Regions from separate parts of the Mus musculus genome. Here region 2 is linked to region 1. The links are chromatin loops, found by intact Hi-C in ENCODE. Cell type or tissue: heart. All regions are shown on one strand.

The links. Hi-C counts contacts between places; a loop is a spot of excess contacts. Peaks named below come from ENCODE experiments on the same cell type or tissue, not always from the same donor. Only the 100,000 strongest peaks of a DNase experiment are listed, where the experiment ranks them.
Region 2: a loop joins it to region 1, with 4 times the contacts of the local background. A loop is called at or near these places in 14 of 42 quality-filtered maps.

What each region holds. Positions count from the first base shown.
Region 1 is chr15:10,977,615-10,985,614 of GRCm38, forward strand. It overlaps C1qtnf3 (C1q and tumor necrosis factor related protein 3), which reads left to right. Exons shown (of 6, transcript NM_030888.4): 6 at 902-2,548. The coding sequence ends at 1,061. Amacr (alpha-methylacyl-CoA racemase) reads left to right here and starts at 4,142. Exons shown (of 5, transcript NM_008537.4): 1 at 4,142-4,439; 2 at 5,736-5,879; 3 at 7,072-7,232. The coding sequence starts at 4,196. It overlaps Gm34315 (a long non-coding RNA gene), which reads right to left and starts at 4,019. Exons shown (of 3, transcript XR_383838.4): 1 at 3,938-4,019. Gm52174 (a long non-coding RNA gene) reads right to left here and starts at 905. Exons shown (of 2, transcript XR_003951471.1): 1 at 74-905. In heart, a CTCF peak has its summit at 3,906; a DNase peak (open chromatin) is centred at 4,127; H3K4me3 peaks cover 1,674 bases; H3K27ac peaks cover 1,561 bases.
Region 2 is chr15:10,916,806-10,924,805 of GRCm38, forward strand. It overlaps the pseudogene Gm29742. Among named protein-coding and RNA genes, the nearest start is that of C1qtnf3, 32 kb to the right of the region's middle. In heart, a CTCF peak has its summit at 4,495 (motif pointing right); no DNase peak of the experiment used is centred here; H3K27me3 peaks cover 1,416 bases.

The DNA.
Region 1 (8,000 bases):
TCTATTTCTGTGAAGAGACACCATGACCAGGACAACTTATACAACAAAGCATTTAGTTGGAGGCCTTCCATACCATTTCAAAGGCTAAGTCCATGAAGATCATGGTGGGGAGCGTGGCAGCAGGCAGACAAGCATGGCACTGAAGGAGTGGTTGAGAGCCAACATCATCCTGTCCACAAGTTTGCAGGAGGAGAGAGAATGAGACTGATATGGGCTTTAGAAACCTCAAAGCCATCCCTCCATTACACATCTCCAACAAGGCCGTATCTCTGAAGCAGTCAATCAACTGGGAGTAGGCATTCAAATATATGAACCTGTGGAGGCCATTCTCATCCAAGCTACCACACACCAGTCTTTCTCTTCCTAGCTCACAATGTTTAATTCCACATTGCCTCCAGTCTGGCTGTTAGCAAGTGTAATATATTTTCACTTTAGCTGTTGACAGTCTCTTTGTTGAATATCAGATTCCAGACTAACAAGAAGGAAATAAATCATTATAATGAAGACTCTATGTAAAGGGTCAAGGATAATATAGTAGAGCTTTCCTTCTTCCTCATCTAACAGTCCAGAGAGGCTTGGTAAGATAATCCTGTATATATGTTCCTAGTCTGAGCAGGGGTAAGAGAGCTCTCTGCTACATCTTTAAGAACCCAGATGTTTAGGAATGGCTTTCAAGGCCATCATAGTAATTGCTGTTGATCATCTAGAGGCAAGGGAAAGGAAAGAAGGAGGTAGGTTTTAATAGACAGTTCTAGAAGTGTTTCATGCTATTTCCACTTTCATGTCATTTAAGTAACACATAGCCTCAACTAAAGCATAGGTGAAGATATGGACAGAATATACTGAAGACCCGGGTTTACACTGCAAAGATTAACTAGTGTGTTCCTCTTTTTCTTCCCAGCTATGAAACAAAGGGAAAATCAGATACATCCAGCAACCATGCAGTGCTGAAGTTGGCCAAAGGAGATGAAGTCTGGCTAAGAATGGGCAACGGTGCCCTCCACGGGGACCACCAGCGCTTCTCCACCTTCGCAGGCTTTCTGCTCTTTGAAACTAAGTGACAAGGAAGACAGGATATCTCCACTTTGGGGGCAATTTATAGCTGAGCTAGGGTTGTTAGGATATGAAGGATGTTGAAGTCGGGGGTTCTTTATGGAGCATTTAAGTGTTGCATTGGTCACACTGCTACTCATTCTAATGGCATACCAATAATGTTGGATGCTTCAGGGGCTCACTGCTACTCATTCTAATGGCATACCAATAATGTTGGATGCTTCAGGGGCTCACTGCTACTCATTCTAATGGCATACCAATAATGTTGGATGCTTCAGGGGCTAAGAATAGACCACAAGGTAATCTTTCCAGATGACCTTGGGAAATACTCAGCATTTTCATCACTCTTCTCTACATGTCTAAAGGGATTGCCACCTGATACAGGCTGGAAAAAAAGCACTCACCTCAAAGGATGCATTTGCATAGAGTTTTGGTGCTCTGTTTAAATGTAATATTGGCTTTCGAGTCAACCAAGTTTTCAGCTCATTGTTCATAATATTTCAGAGACTAGCCTGATTATGATGGGGCAAAAATAAGCCCACTTACTAGACTCTACATAGGAAAAACACTTCTGAAGTCTAAACTGGGAAATAGCATTTGGTTTAGTGGGTTTTATTCTTATACTCATTAATAAAATACATTTAGTCATTTCAGGTAACCTTCAGATAGGGCAATTATTTACAATGCTCACAAATAATTGGCTCCTCTTTTAAAACAAACAAACAACCCCATGTAGATAATATTGAGTTCTACTGGCTTAGACTTGCAGATATAAACTTTTCTCCCATCTGGCTTGCCACATCTTCTCTTTGCCATTGCATTCCTGGGGCTGTGGTAGAGCTCTCTTGACTCTGTACAACAAGCTGAGGTAAGATGAGGCTGATATAGTACAGAAGTTATCACATTTTTTTTAATTTGGGAATTATACCCAAATTTTTATATACACCGTGTTATATTGAATGGTCTGTAAACTTAATTAAATACAGGCAGACAAATGGATGCAAAGTAAAGTGTATTCCATTTATGAGATCCATAACAACATGTCTTAAATGTTTTCAATAAAAATGATATTATTTTCTCTATTATCATACTTGACTAATGTTCACAAATCAACTTTAATATGCCACAGTGTTATAGAAGGTGCTAGATGGTTTTTGCCTAGCTTTCCCCATCCCAGAATCTATAAAGAAAAAGGATTAAATTTGCCACCAAAACACCATTATGCTACCTGCTATAAGTTGACACAGATAGTAACATAATTTGGGGGCTGGAGAAGCGGTTCTGCGGTTAAGAACACTGGCTGTTTCCCAGAGGACTGACTTTTGCTGCCCAGCGTTCACGTGTCACCTTACAGCCATCTTGCCCTCAGATACAACACCCTCTTCTGGCCTCTGCAGGCACCAGGCATGCCTACACTGCACAGACACACATGCAGGCAAAAAACTCGTACCAATTACAAAATAAAATTTAAAAATTTAAAGCTTCTTACTTATTTAATCTTTTTGCTTTAGGAGGTTTTTTGTTTGCGTCTATATATTTTGTTATTGTTGTTGTCATTGTTGTTGTTGCTATTGATTTGGAACAGGGTCTCATGTAGCCCAGGCTAGCTTTGAAATTGCTGTATAGCCAAGGATGACCTGGGATTCCTGATGGCTCTTCTTCCACCCTCCAAGGGCTGGGATAACAGTTGTGTGCCACATGCCAAAAATTCCAGGCTTTATTACAAATAATGCACCATGAATATCCCTCATTTTAAAAATATCTGGACACAATTGCCTATGCATAATTCATATGATTGTTCCCCTGATTAGCTTTTAGAAGAGAATTTTGGCCAGAGAAAAGATCTGCAGTGTTGAGATCTCCTATCACACAGTCTGCTTTGCGGGGGGCTTCTGGATAACTCACTACTCTGGGAGGATTTGTAAAACATTATGCTGGCTAAGACTTGTGATTCATGTGTACATGATCCTGTATGTAAGCTTAAGTCATTCAAGCCACATCTGTACCACTGTTTTTTTGTTTTTGTTTGTTTTTTTTTTTTCAGAAAAATAGAAAGGCAGCAACCCTGATAAAATGTTAATGTCTCCATGTGGAAGTCAGCCATACCTTTCCATGAGATTTTTCCATTCCAGTTTATCAAAATGCAAAGGAAATAATAGGACAGAACAAGGCTGGAGCAAGGGTAGGCACTTGAGACAGCATCAGACAAGCAGAGAGCATTAGGGACCATGTGGAAGTTGTCTGCCTTTACCACGAGGCTGCTCATTCTGAGAGAGCACAGACCCCTTTCCCTGAAATATCTTAAAACTCAGTAGCTGGTTAAAAGTGTTTTGGCTACAACTATGTAGCATTTCGCCTTTGCTTTTATTATCTTCCTCACTTGTTAAGAATGGGTATGGGAGATTTCTAGCATTCAAGTCTGGCTCTATTCAGTTTCCTAGAGCTGCATCTGGCTACCTGCAAGCTCCCCCCATTACTAAGGGAAAAAGGACCTGTAAATGAGGATGGAATATTTGTGATTATTTTGTTGCATTTTAAAGGCTGAAAAAAGTTTCTAACTCAAAATTGTAACTGTCCGTAAAACTGACAGCTGACAAACCAAACTGACTTCTAAAACTCTCCCATTTAACCTGAGATGAATAATTCTGATATCCCAGACTCTTCTAAATGCTGGGATTATCCGCGTGCACAACACCGGCGTTTTAAGCGGTGCTGGACTCCGCGCACGGATTTAGCAACTGGTCTACACCCCTGGCCCTATGGGCATCTAGGAGAGGTTTCAAACAGTTGCAGGATGACAACTAGTTTTCAGGGCGGCGAGGGAGACACCCAGTGGTTGCCTTCTTACATTGATCTAAGGAGTTGAGTGCCTTTAATCACTTACTGGGGGGTGAGGGTAGCGATTCAGGTGGCTCGATGAAAGTGTCCGAAGAGGACTCGCACAACATGGGGTCAAGGACACAACTCATGACCTAAACCAAAGTTGAGCAGCTAAACCAACTGATCCAATGCTAGGGTGGGCAGGAAGTGCGCAAGCGCGCAGCCTTCCCGGACGGGGCGGGGCGAGGCGGGGTGCAGGGGGCGGGGCAGATAAACTGTGGCTCGGGCGCCGAGCCGCTCCGCTCTCACCCTAAGGCTGGCCATGGTGCTGCGTGGCGTCAGGGTTGTGGAGCTGGCAGGCCTGGCCCCGGGGCCGTTCTGCGGAATGGTCCTGGCGGACTTCGGCGCCGAGGTGGTGCGCGTGAACCGGCTGGGCTCCACGGGCGAGAATTTTCTGGCCCGAGGCAAGCGCTCGCTAGCGCTGGACCTGAAGCGCTCTCAGGGAGTCACGGTGTTGCGGCGCATGTGCGCACGCGCGGACGTGTTGCTGGAGCCCTTCCGCTGCGGTGAGCCCTGCGGTGCTGCGAGATGACATTCCCTCCTGCCCGATTTCTCCCAGCTTCTCTGACTCCTTCTTAAGACTTTTAATTTGCTTGATTCCCCCCCCCCCAGATTTGCCTTTATTATTTGGAGGTATTGAACCGTACGAGAATCTAGTGCAAGAGATAGACTGAAAAGCTTCACATAGGAATAGAGTCATTGACCCTTTGATATGTGATATACCCATGCTCTAAAGCCATTCACAGACCATGGTTAACCTTTCTCTAATTGCTGGTATTTCCAAGTTCCAGCTTCAAGATCACCTCATTTACTTTGGGCCATATGAAAACATTGTTTTAGTGCTCTGTAGACAAACGACCAATTTGTTAACAGTATCAGTTTTGAGCACTTGCATGCTTGGTGGCATGCACCTCCATCCGACTGTACATTGGTATTTGCAACTGTCACAAACCCTGAACCAAATCTGAAGGCATTCCTTCTGTATTAGCTCAGAGAATCCATTCCAACCAGCCCCTTACTAATATTGCCTGGTAGATACCAGGACGACAGTAAATTTGACAATAAGTGGGACGGGAGTGGGTGTCTAGGCATATTTATATTTAACTCTTTTAGTTCTCACAAGCATATCTGAGGACAGTACTGTAACATTTAAGATTATGTCACAATGTAAAAATGCTCCAATTGAAGATGAGGGTGGGTCAGTGTGATTAGTTTCTTCAGTTGACTCTTAATTCTGACAACTTTCACCAAAATCACAACAAACACTGTTAGTATCACTTGCAAGAGTGTGTTTTTGGTTTGCCCCGTAAAAGGAATTATTCCCATCTTTGATTCGTGCTCTCTTTAAAAACAAAACTGATAGGTTAGGGTTATTTTTCTGCGTGTGAAACGAGCCAGTTCAAGCCAGATTAGATTATATTAAAGGCAGGTTTATTGGGAAGCTCCTCTCTAGCAGTTCACTGGCCCTAAGGACCAGGGAAGTGTCCATGGGGAAAGGAAGGATAGGGAAGGAGAGAGAAAGAAAGGTCATAGGGGGGGGGGGAGGAAGAGGAAGAGGAGGAATGGGGAGCTTAAAATGTCTGGATTGTATAGAGAAGAGCCTCTTGGGGAAGAGCAGCCCAGGTCTGGGATGGAAAGTTCAGGGTTGGGGGCTGGAGCATATGCCAGGAAGGAACTGAGGGGTGCTGCGAGGAGGACCTGGAGCCAGGTCTATTTTGATATGTGATATATGCACCTCAGTCCTTGTCCCAGGAGCAAACAAAAACAACAACCACAAAACAATTGATTGCTTTCCTCTAAAGGTGTCATGGAGAAACTCCAGCTTGGGCCAGAGACTCTACTGCAGGACAATCCAAAGCTCATCTATGCCAGGCTGAGCGGATTTGGCCAATCGGGAATTTTCTCCAAAGTAGCTGGCCATGACATCAACTATTTGGCTTTATCAGGTAGGTTTGAAAGGCTTTTCTAAAATAATTTGAACTGGCTCCAAAATCAGGAAGTACAGTTACATTGCTTAACAAGGGTTTTTTAAACATTTAATTATTTTTCATTATGTGTGTATGTGGTTATATGCATGTGAGTATGTATGCTGGTGAGAGGGTCCTGGATCACCTGGAGCAGGACCATGGTAGGTTGCAAACCCTTCTAGGTGGGTGCTGGGAATCGAACTTGGGTCCTCTGGAAGAACAGTACATATTCTCAACCACTGAGCTCTCTTTCTAGCCCCAGCCTTGATTAACACGAATTTAAAAATGTGAAGATGTTAATGCATCTGGCAGAGAGAACGTGGTTGTTAAAACGGGTTGATTTGCTAGAACTGCTGTCCTTAAGCTCTGTCCCCACCCTAACCCATTTGAGGGCTAATAATCAGTAGTAGCACTGGTTTCCTACAATTGGGAAGTCAGTTTTAAGGAAGCCCCGACTAGGAGTGAGAGGCAAGGTAATATGATGGCTGGTCACTCTACTTAGTGGGAAAGTTGATTCAGTTTGATTCTGACATTCCTTCACCACGAATCACTTGGAGCCATCATTCCAGACATCTGTGAACCCGGCTCAAAGCCCATGGTTTTCAGGTCTCGCTATCACTTCGTTAGAATCTGCATCCGTGAGGACGGGTTTTCAAATAGCCTGGCTCTATTATGTATAAGAACTGCATGTTACTGATGAAAGCAAATCTACTCTCTGTAAGAAGATATTGAAAGGTTGAATATAAACCTTCCTGACTGTCCAAAGTATAAAATGGGCTTTCCACATATTTTCAAAACTTAATTCCTGTTCCTTTTTGGGTATGATTATATTCTTATATCTCTTTTTAATAAAATTCAAAATGAATTATACTGTTTTAGAGCCAGGAAAAAATGGGTAGTAATATGTCTTCTTTAAAACTTAGTTAGTGAAGACTTTAATAAAATATTGAAAATGTCGGTTGGGATGGTTTTTTAAAATCTTTTTGTTTGTTTGTTTGCTTGCTTGCTTTTATGTAAGAGGACGCTTTGTAAGTGGACTCAGTGGATTCATAGTTTGAAGAGCATTGTGCACCGTTTTCACTTAGGGCAGTGACTATAAAAATCGGCTGTCCTGCTAAGGTATTCTTGTGTTCACTTAAAAGGGGCGTTCAATTTGTTGTCCATGGTGCAGGCGTTCTGTCAAAGATTGGCAGAAGCGGTGAGAACCCCTACCCACCGCTGAATCTCCTGGCTGACTTTGGCGGTGGAGGCCTCATGTGCACACTGGGCATTGTGCTGGCTCTCTTTGAACGCACACGCTCTGGCCGAGGGCAGGTCATCGATTCAAGCATGGTGAGTATCAGTTGGGGGCAGAGCGGGATGCTAGGTTTGCCATTTGTGCCTCAGTATCACGTGTGACTGCCTCAAATCTTTCTGAGTGAGAGAGACTGGGTCTTTCTGGGTAGGTCTGGCTGTCCTGGACCTCAGGAAGCCCCCCCTCCCTCTGCTTCCTGAATGTAGGGATTAAAGATAAATGCCAACATGTCTGGCAAGAGGTCCTTTGCTTTAAAATAGCCTCACCCTTTTGTATGCATCAGAATGCCATATTGAAGCCACCTATGGGGTGCTTTAAACCTTATTTATTTAGTGTGAGTGTGTAAGAATGTATCTGGAGGTCAGAGGACAAGGTTGGAGAGTCAGTATCCTCCTTTACCTATGGCTTCTGGGGAACTCAGGTTGTCAATCATGGCTGCAGGCATCTCCAGTAAGCCATCTCTAGCAGCATGCTCTAAACTTGTAACAACTCGCCTGATTCCTGTGTTGTATTTCAATGTTTTTCTCCAAGTTATCTTTTATGATTAAACTAGAGCTACCAAGTAACGATCCTTCAAAACTGAGTTTCAGCAGTGGTTTGCAGCCAGTGGAGCAGGTTCTTAGAGATGCTAAGGAAGGCGGGCCTTCCTGTCCCGACCTCTTGCTGCCTTTCTTAGGAGATGCTTCAGTTTCACGTTTCTCTGTGTGAACACTCATTTCCTCCAGCTGAGTCCTTTCTCTGTGTGATCTCTATCTTCAGCCTGGGTGAATATATAGTTTCCTCAGCTTCTGGCACGGGTATGATTC
Region 2 (8,000 bases), 61 kb before region 1:
TGTTCTTGGCAGAATACCAAGACAAAAGTTCTGTGTCCTCCAAAACAGATGGTTGGCTATGAAGGGGAATCTGCTGAACCAGGGGAGGCCACCAGGAAAGGAATGCAGTAGATTAAGTCTTTGTTCTTTGTCTAAGAATTCTGTGTAATAGCTAAAATTGAGATGTTGGAGGACACCAGAGAGAAAGGGTTGAACTCTCAGGATTAATATTCATTTCATAACGATTCTTACCTGGAAATTACAGGCATGGGATTGAGTAGTTGCTTAATATTGTGATGACTCGAGGGCTTTGTATTTCTTGACACCTCATAGTGCTACTGATCTTTGTCTAATAGCTTTTGAGCTCTTGTGGGACTAAGAGACAATACAATTGCAACATTCCTCCATTGTTCCAGGTCAGAAAGCCTAGCTCTTACTTTTCACCTCATTTATGTACGGTAGAATCCTACTCATCTGCGCTAGATTATGGACTATAACCATAACTGAAATGGTGGCATTTATTATGCAGCTGTGAATTATCGTGTTAAGTTGTTACCTTCAGGATGTCTTAAATTCTTTCTTGAGCTTGCCTTCTAGCTGGAGTCCAGGCTGTGCCCAGCCTAAGGCCAACATGAGGTCCTGGCAGCAATGCCAGGGCTGGGTGGAACACTTACATGGACAGTCTCTTGGCAGACCTTTAGCCATCGTTGGCTACAAGGACTCACCTTCGATCTGGGCTGCTGTCCCCAGGAAGACTTTCATTAGCATTAAGCCAGTTGAGGTTGGTGTTTTGGTAGGCAATGGCCAGTCAAGATTTTTCATAAATGGGCTGACACCTGGGGCCCAGAAATGTTCTGTGATGTGGTATTCACTGCTGCAGGATGGGAAATTTAAAAAGGATCTTTGTACCAAGAACATGGAGGAGAACCTACCTTCAATGTCACTCTCACCATGACTACCAAGACACTGATACTGCTAATGGGCAAAAAGGTTTTCATGGTGGTTTGATCAACAAAACATGTTACGGAATGGCCTCCCTGTACTGACTGACCCCATCTGTCCCCTCTCCCATCTGTCCCCTCTCCCATCTGTCCCCTCTCCCATCTGTCCCCTCTCCCATCTGTCCCCTCTCCCATCTGTCCCCTCTCCCATCTGTCCCCTCTCCCATCTGTCCCCTCTCCCATCGCTCCATTCAGCTTTTGCACCCCTTCTTTTCACACACACCCCCCCCATATACAAAAAGCCATTTTCGTTTGGGTCATTACCTCATATTCCTTATTGCTGCAAAAACCACATGGGATTTTCAGGGCTGGGAGTTGGGGCTGGACAAACAGATACCTCCCCTTACCCCTTTCTGTGTGTGTTTGGAGAAAACATATTTTTTTCTGAATAAAAAAAATATTCTGCTAACACCACCACCACCAACAACAACAAAATGATTGAATGAATGAATGAATGAATGACTTTTCTTGATAAGCTTACAGCACTCCATGGATGTAGTAAAGCTCAACTTCTGAAGTATCACCTGCTGCCCTTTGTATGGCTGGGCAAATGGGTTCTGTTGCATGGCATTTGAGTAGCTTGGGAGATAGCACTAAGGCAGCCTTCTGTTTATGGTGCCTTTGCTTTCTTACTCTGCTGCCAGGGCCAGTCCTGAACACATGGTCCTTTCCACACCACCTCTGAGTGCTGAGATCACAGCTGTGCTGGTTAGGTTTTGTCAACTTGATACAAACCTAGACATACTTGAGAAAAGGGAATTCCACTTGATGACTCCCTTAAATTGACCTGTCTGTCCGTATGCTTGTGCAGATTTTCTTGATTACTAATTAATGAGGGAGGACTAAGCCCACTGTGGGCATTGTCATCTCTGGGCAGGTGGTCCAGGTTGTATAAGAAAGCAAGTTTGGTAAACAACAAAGGGCAAGTCTGTAAACAGTGCTCCCCAATGGTGTTTGCTTCAGTTCCTGCCTCCAGGTTCCTGGCTTGAACCCCTGTCCTGACTTCCTTTGATAATGGATGGTGATGTGGAAATAAATGTGAGCCCAAAACTCCTCCCCAGAGCTGCTTTTGGTCACATTATTTATCACAGCAATAGAAAACAAACTGGAAAACATATGTGGTACCATGCCCGGCTGACAAACTGTACTTTTGAAAGTTGCTCTTCCTGTTGGTCCCGATCTGTGAAGTGGAAGGATAAGGAGAAGAACTGTACACTGGAGTCCCTTCAAGCTAAGAAGTTTGGATAGACCCGGTCACCCTTCAGAGCTGCTTTACTACCACCTATGAACCTGGACAATAATAATATCCAGCCCTCATCCTAGGAATCACTGATGCCCCAAAGTGGGAATTTCTGATTTCGTTGGAGGCTCAGTTGAGTCATGTGATGTTTCTCTGTGAACTGTCTTAGGTTTTGCTGAACACAGAGATGTTGAAGCTGCCTGGTGAAAGGACATGTGATGTTTTGCTGGAGCATGTGCCTGGGAGGATATGTGATGTTTGGAAAGAGGGTAAGTCTAACCCAACACAGAGTGAATGGGTGCTCCTGCACTGCTTTCCTCGATGATCTTCTGTTGTCATGACTTTGTAGCGAGAAACACACCAAAGGACTCCTGGTGGCATTCCAGCTGCTCCTCACCACTTCTGTGGACTTGTGGCAATTGGTGGAGCCTCACAGTTTCTTCTGGATCAAGCCACTGCTACTGACTCATGTTTGGTGTTTTGCTAATGGCCTGCACTGCTGACAATGATCTTTGGAATCACCCCAAAGAACTATTTCTAAACAGATCTACGACTCCGGTATCAGATTAACCTTTCTTTTCCTCTACCTCTTGTGGGTGCTGGGCTAGAAGGGAGGTTGAAGTGTTAAAGAGCCATAATCAAAGCCTCCAGTGCCCAATCAGAAACCGTTTGGAAAGCCTCTAGGAGAATGAGAACAGCTGGAGAAGAAGACGATTACTAACCAGACTCAACCCAACACAGCAGAATGGTGCTAAACTGGTTTCTCTTTTACTTTGTTCTGGTTTTGTTTGTTTTTCAGTTCTAGGGTTAGTGCTGTCTCTCAAGCTATACAGGGTTAAATTTGCTGAAAAAGTTTGACATGGTCAAAGGAAGTTTCAAGTATACATTAGTCATTCTGAAATGAAGTTTTAGTGTTTTAAAGGTTCTTAACATTATCTTATCTCCTCCTTTTCAAAACATTTTTGATTTTTTTCTATTAGAATTTAGAAACCCCAAAGTTACAAAACAGTTGAAAACCACTTCCATGGAGAACCATATGGAAAGAAGCTTGGGGCCAGCAGAGAAGTGTTCCAACCCGGAGAATGAGCTGTGGCCTGGGGTCTCAGGCAGTGCTATGCAAGGAAAGGGTTTATGCATTTGTTTAAACATCCACATTTCTCAGTAAGGAGACATCTGCAAGGTGCCCTCTGTTGGAGGTCAATTGCTAATCTAGTAATGCCAGCAGGGAGAAAATTCAAATCAAGAGGGAAATGTGCAAACTAGTATTCAATCTTTTAAATCTTTGCTATGTAATTTAAGGAAAAGATTTCATTACTTAACCTAAGTTTAGCCAAGTCATGAATTGCAGAATGTGTTTGCTCAATAAAGGTTCGAGGGCAGCGTTTTTTTCAGTTCCTCAAGGCAAACCCGTTGTCATAATAATATCTCTAAGTACTCAGCGAACTCTTCGAGAACAGCAGTATGGAAGTTTTACCAAAGGCAACCTCTGACCCTTAAGATACATTTTACCCCTAAAACATTCATGATCTATCACAGTAAAGTGATGATTGCTACTTTTAACTGGAGAAGACTTTATAGAAGTGTTCCCTCCTTTGGTCTGAGATGTCTCTCTCCTCCACCCTCTCCATAGCACCCAATTCTCCTCCTTTAAAAACTATTCATTAGTTTTATGTGCATGTGGGAGTCTGTGTGTGTACTTAATCTTACAGTTACCCACAGAGACCAGAAAAGGACATCAGATCTCTTGTAATGGGAGTTACAGGTAGTAATGAGCTGCCTGATGTGGGTGCTGGAAACTGAGCCCAGGTCTTCTGCAAGAATAACCAGGGTCCTAAACTACTGGGCTGTTTGTCTCTCAGAGCTCCCACTAACTCCCTTTCTTATCTAGACCCTCTAGCCAGACGACCAGTGCTTTGTTACTGTCTCAAGAAGATGCCATTAATAAATGTTCTCGGAGTGATACTGAGATGGAGGAAAGGCTGTATTGTCTAGTGTGTATCCATTAGTTCCTTGACACAGATCACTTTCTTCATTGTCCTTCCTGATCTCAAGGTCTGAGCTACAGTTTTGAGGAACTGAAGGGCAAGGAGGAAAAGGGGAGGAGGTAGAGTAAGCCACCCTGGCTGGGGGAAGGAGTGGAGCCAGTATATTCCAAGCGGCCTTGGGAAGACAGCTCTGACTGACAAAAGGAACTGTCACAGGTGGTGGTCAAAGGCTCCTGACACACCCGCTTCAAGCTTCACAGGTGAAGCTTCCTGTTGTTTCTAAGGTCCGGCAGAGGGTGCTATTGCCCAACACAAGCTACTCTCAAATCCAAAACTATTTCTCAGTTGGGTAAAAAATTTCCCCTTCCTATCTGAATCTGTGGAAATTCATCTATTGAGCAGATCGATTTTCCCAGCTCTTGTGAGCTGTGATGGAGATGTCTGTGTTTATGACAGAATCTCTGCGGGCTACATGCTGCAGCAGAGCCGATGTCACCACTATAGCTGAGACCAAAGAGATGCCTAGGAGGAGAACACAATTTTACTGTATATAGGGTGCACGTGAGTCTGATATGGAAGCTCAATATGCAAACACTTTCACACACGTGAAAGAAATTCGGTAGTAGAAGAAGCGAAGGCTCAACATTTCAGGACAACAGAGAACGCACACAAGCAATGCAGGAGCCCTTGAGTGAAAAGTCCTACAGCGAGTCACCTTCACAGTGTCTCTTTCTTTGATTCCAGCCAAAGTCCCTTGGGAAAAAGAGGTTGAACATGCCCAGAACTGAATGACCCACTCTCTTTATGCAACAGCTGTACATACCCAGAACTGACTTATCTACCATCTCTATACCCTAGCTGTGTACTCTCATGACTGCACTTGTTCTGTTTCGGTCTTCACAGCGTTCTCCATGAGTTTGGGCTAAGGGTGCCCAGGAATGTGGTTGGCCCCTTTCGTCTTTGATCCAGGGACCCACAGCAAGCTGGTTCAGCGCTGTACATCTTAAATTGAGCTTGCCTAGGAGTGTGTCCCAGTGGTCTTCTTAATGTGCTCCATGTAATAAGCCCCTCTCCATGTGCTCCCTCTATGGTTATGTTTATTGTCTTTGCCCTTGCTGAGAAATCATGGTGTTCAGTTATCCCCTGAGAAATCATGGTGTTCAGTTATCCCCTGAGAAATCATGGTGTTCTGTTATCCCCTGCCAAAGTACTGACTGGACAGATTGGGCAAGCCTTGACTTATCACAGATGGTTGTTACATCAGCCTCTGGCATCATTATGGCTACCATGTACTAGGTTAGGTGTCTAGAAATGTTGTTGACTTATAGCTCTAGGATTTAACAACAAGGTTTATTAAGAAATGACTAAGTTGTATAGCAGGTTGTTCATGCAGCACTAAATAATTATTCTAACTCATTACAAGGAAACTTAGGCAAATGGGCTTTTTGTCATAGAAGCTAAATAATGGTTAGAGGCAATTTAGGTTTGGCCATGGAGGCCACCGTAGGTGCCAGTGTTTAAGGCTCTGTTAATTCAGAGTCACCCAGGAGAGACGAGTAGTGGCATGCCCTGTCTGTCAGTTTCAGACTGGGTTCCTTACAGATCTGGAGAACGGTACTGAGGAGAAGGAGTTTGAGGAGCTGGTTCCAAGTTTACATAACATGAATGCAGACGCAGAGACATTTGGGGGCCAGCCATGGCTTAGCAGCTGAGTCCTAATCACTGTTCCTTTGCTGTGAAGAGACACTGTGACCATGGCAACTCTTACAAAAGACAGCATTTGACTGGGGGTTTGCATACAGTTTCAGAGGCTTAGTCCATTATCATGGTGAGGAGCATGGTGACATGCATGATGCTGGAGCATAAGCAAGGGGCTGCATCCTGATTTGCCGGCAGAGAGAAGAGGGAGGAAGAGGGGGAGAGAGAGAGGGAAGGAGGGGGGAGAAGGGAGGAGGGATGGAGGGAGGGAGAGGGAGAGAGAGAGAGAGAGAGAGAGAGAGAGAGAGAGAGAGGAGAGAGAGAGATATAAGAGACTCCTAATCCTTTTAGTTCTTTCACATAATGCCATTCCCTGGTGACTAAGCATATATATATATATATATATATATATATATATATATATATACACACACACACACACACACACACATATATATATATATATATATATGCCTATAGGGGTAGACATTCTTATTCAGACTACCACAGGCTGTTTGACTGAACAGTTTTATAACCCATTTTCTTATGCATATGGAATTCTGTATGAGGAGGTGTTAAAGGAAGTCTCCAAATGTAAAGAATGAAATGTGAAAAGAGACTCTCCAAGGCCTCCCTCTGACAGACCTCACTGAAAGAGGACTTTTGGTTGTTCAAGTCACCATCTGTGAAGACTCGGGGGTGAGCAGTGGAAGACAAAGGAATGACTCCATGCCTATCTGGGACTCTGATCTGTCCGCTGACCAACTGCAGAGCATCCTTCTGCCACTGGAATCTCGCTCTGGATTCCCCTCATATATTTGGTCTTAGAGAACTGTAGAGAAAGAAACGAGACAACCCACACAAAGTTTATTACTTGGAGGTGAGAGTGTACCATGGCCAACAGACAGTTGTCACTGACCAATTGCCTATCCACATTTTGTGCAATTTCTGTGTGCTATTTCTAATGGCCCTGGAACAGACAGCTTTTTTTTCCCAATAGCAGGGTGATTTGGAATAACTTGGATAGTGTCCTTGCTATTTTCAGAAATCCTCCAGGTAGATCATAATTTCACAATTAGACAGTTGTTGGTTCTGTTCCAGCAGTTCAGAGCATCCTGTTTCTATCTAGGGACAGAGAAATGACTCAGATCCAAGACTTGGGACCAGCAAACAGCACTGGGTTCTACAAGCTATTGCTTATGGGGGAAGGGCCATCCTTAGTGGCCTCCAAGCCTGTGAGTATCTACCCAGTGTCCTATGCCTTTGTGTTTGCTGCCAGAGCCATGATGATGCTTATTCTGGGGATTAATTTTTGAAAAATTTACACTTGAATCTCTAGCAAGCACTTTGTAGATTTTGTTATCCCTTTATTAGGTTCTGAGTACACACAGTGAAGCACTTTTTCATTAAAGAAACAAACAAACAAGCGGTTGTTTAACCCAGTGCAAAGTCTCTCTCTCTCTCTTCCCCACCCCAGGCTAGGCTTAAGTGACTTTAAATGGCTGATCAGCTGGCCTTCACCTCCCAAGTGCTAGGATTTCAGGTTTAATCAGTGCTGGGCATCAAACCGAAGGCTTGCTGTGCACTGAGCAAGTGTGCTACCAACTGAGCTATACTCCACCCTGAACAGTTTGTTTCTTCTCTGCCATCAGCAACAGTGATTCACTGTATTTCCTGGGCCAGTTTTCCAGGTGCCTTGAATCTCACTTAAGAAAATGCTCCACAAGATTGGGATTTTTCTTAATTAGTGATTGGTAAGGAAGGGCCCAGCCCACAATGGGTGATGCCACTCCTGGGTTGGTGGTCCTGGGTTCTATAAGAAAGCAGGCTGAGCAAGCCATGGGGAGCAAGCCATTCAGCAGCACCTTCTATGGACTCTGCATCAAGTCATGCCTCTAGGTTTCTACCCTGTTGGAGTTCCTGTTCTGACTTCATTCAATCAGGGACTACAACACAGAAATAAATGTAAGCCCAATAAACTCTTTCCTCCCCAACTTGCTTTTGGCCAATGTGTTTCATCACAGAAATAGTAACCCTACTTAAGAGATCTTACCCATGATTTTGCCAACACATCTCCCAAATTGTAAAGAATGCTGG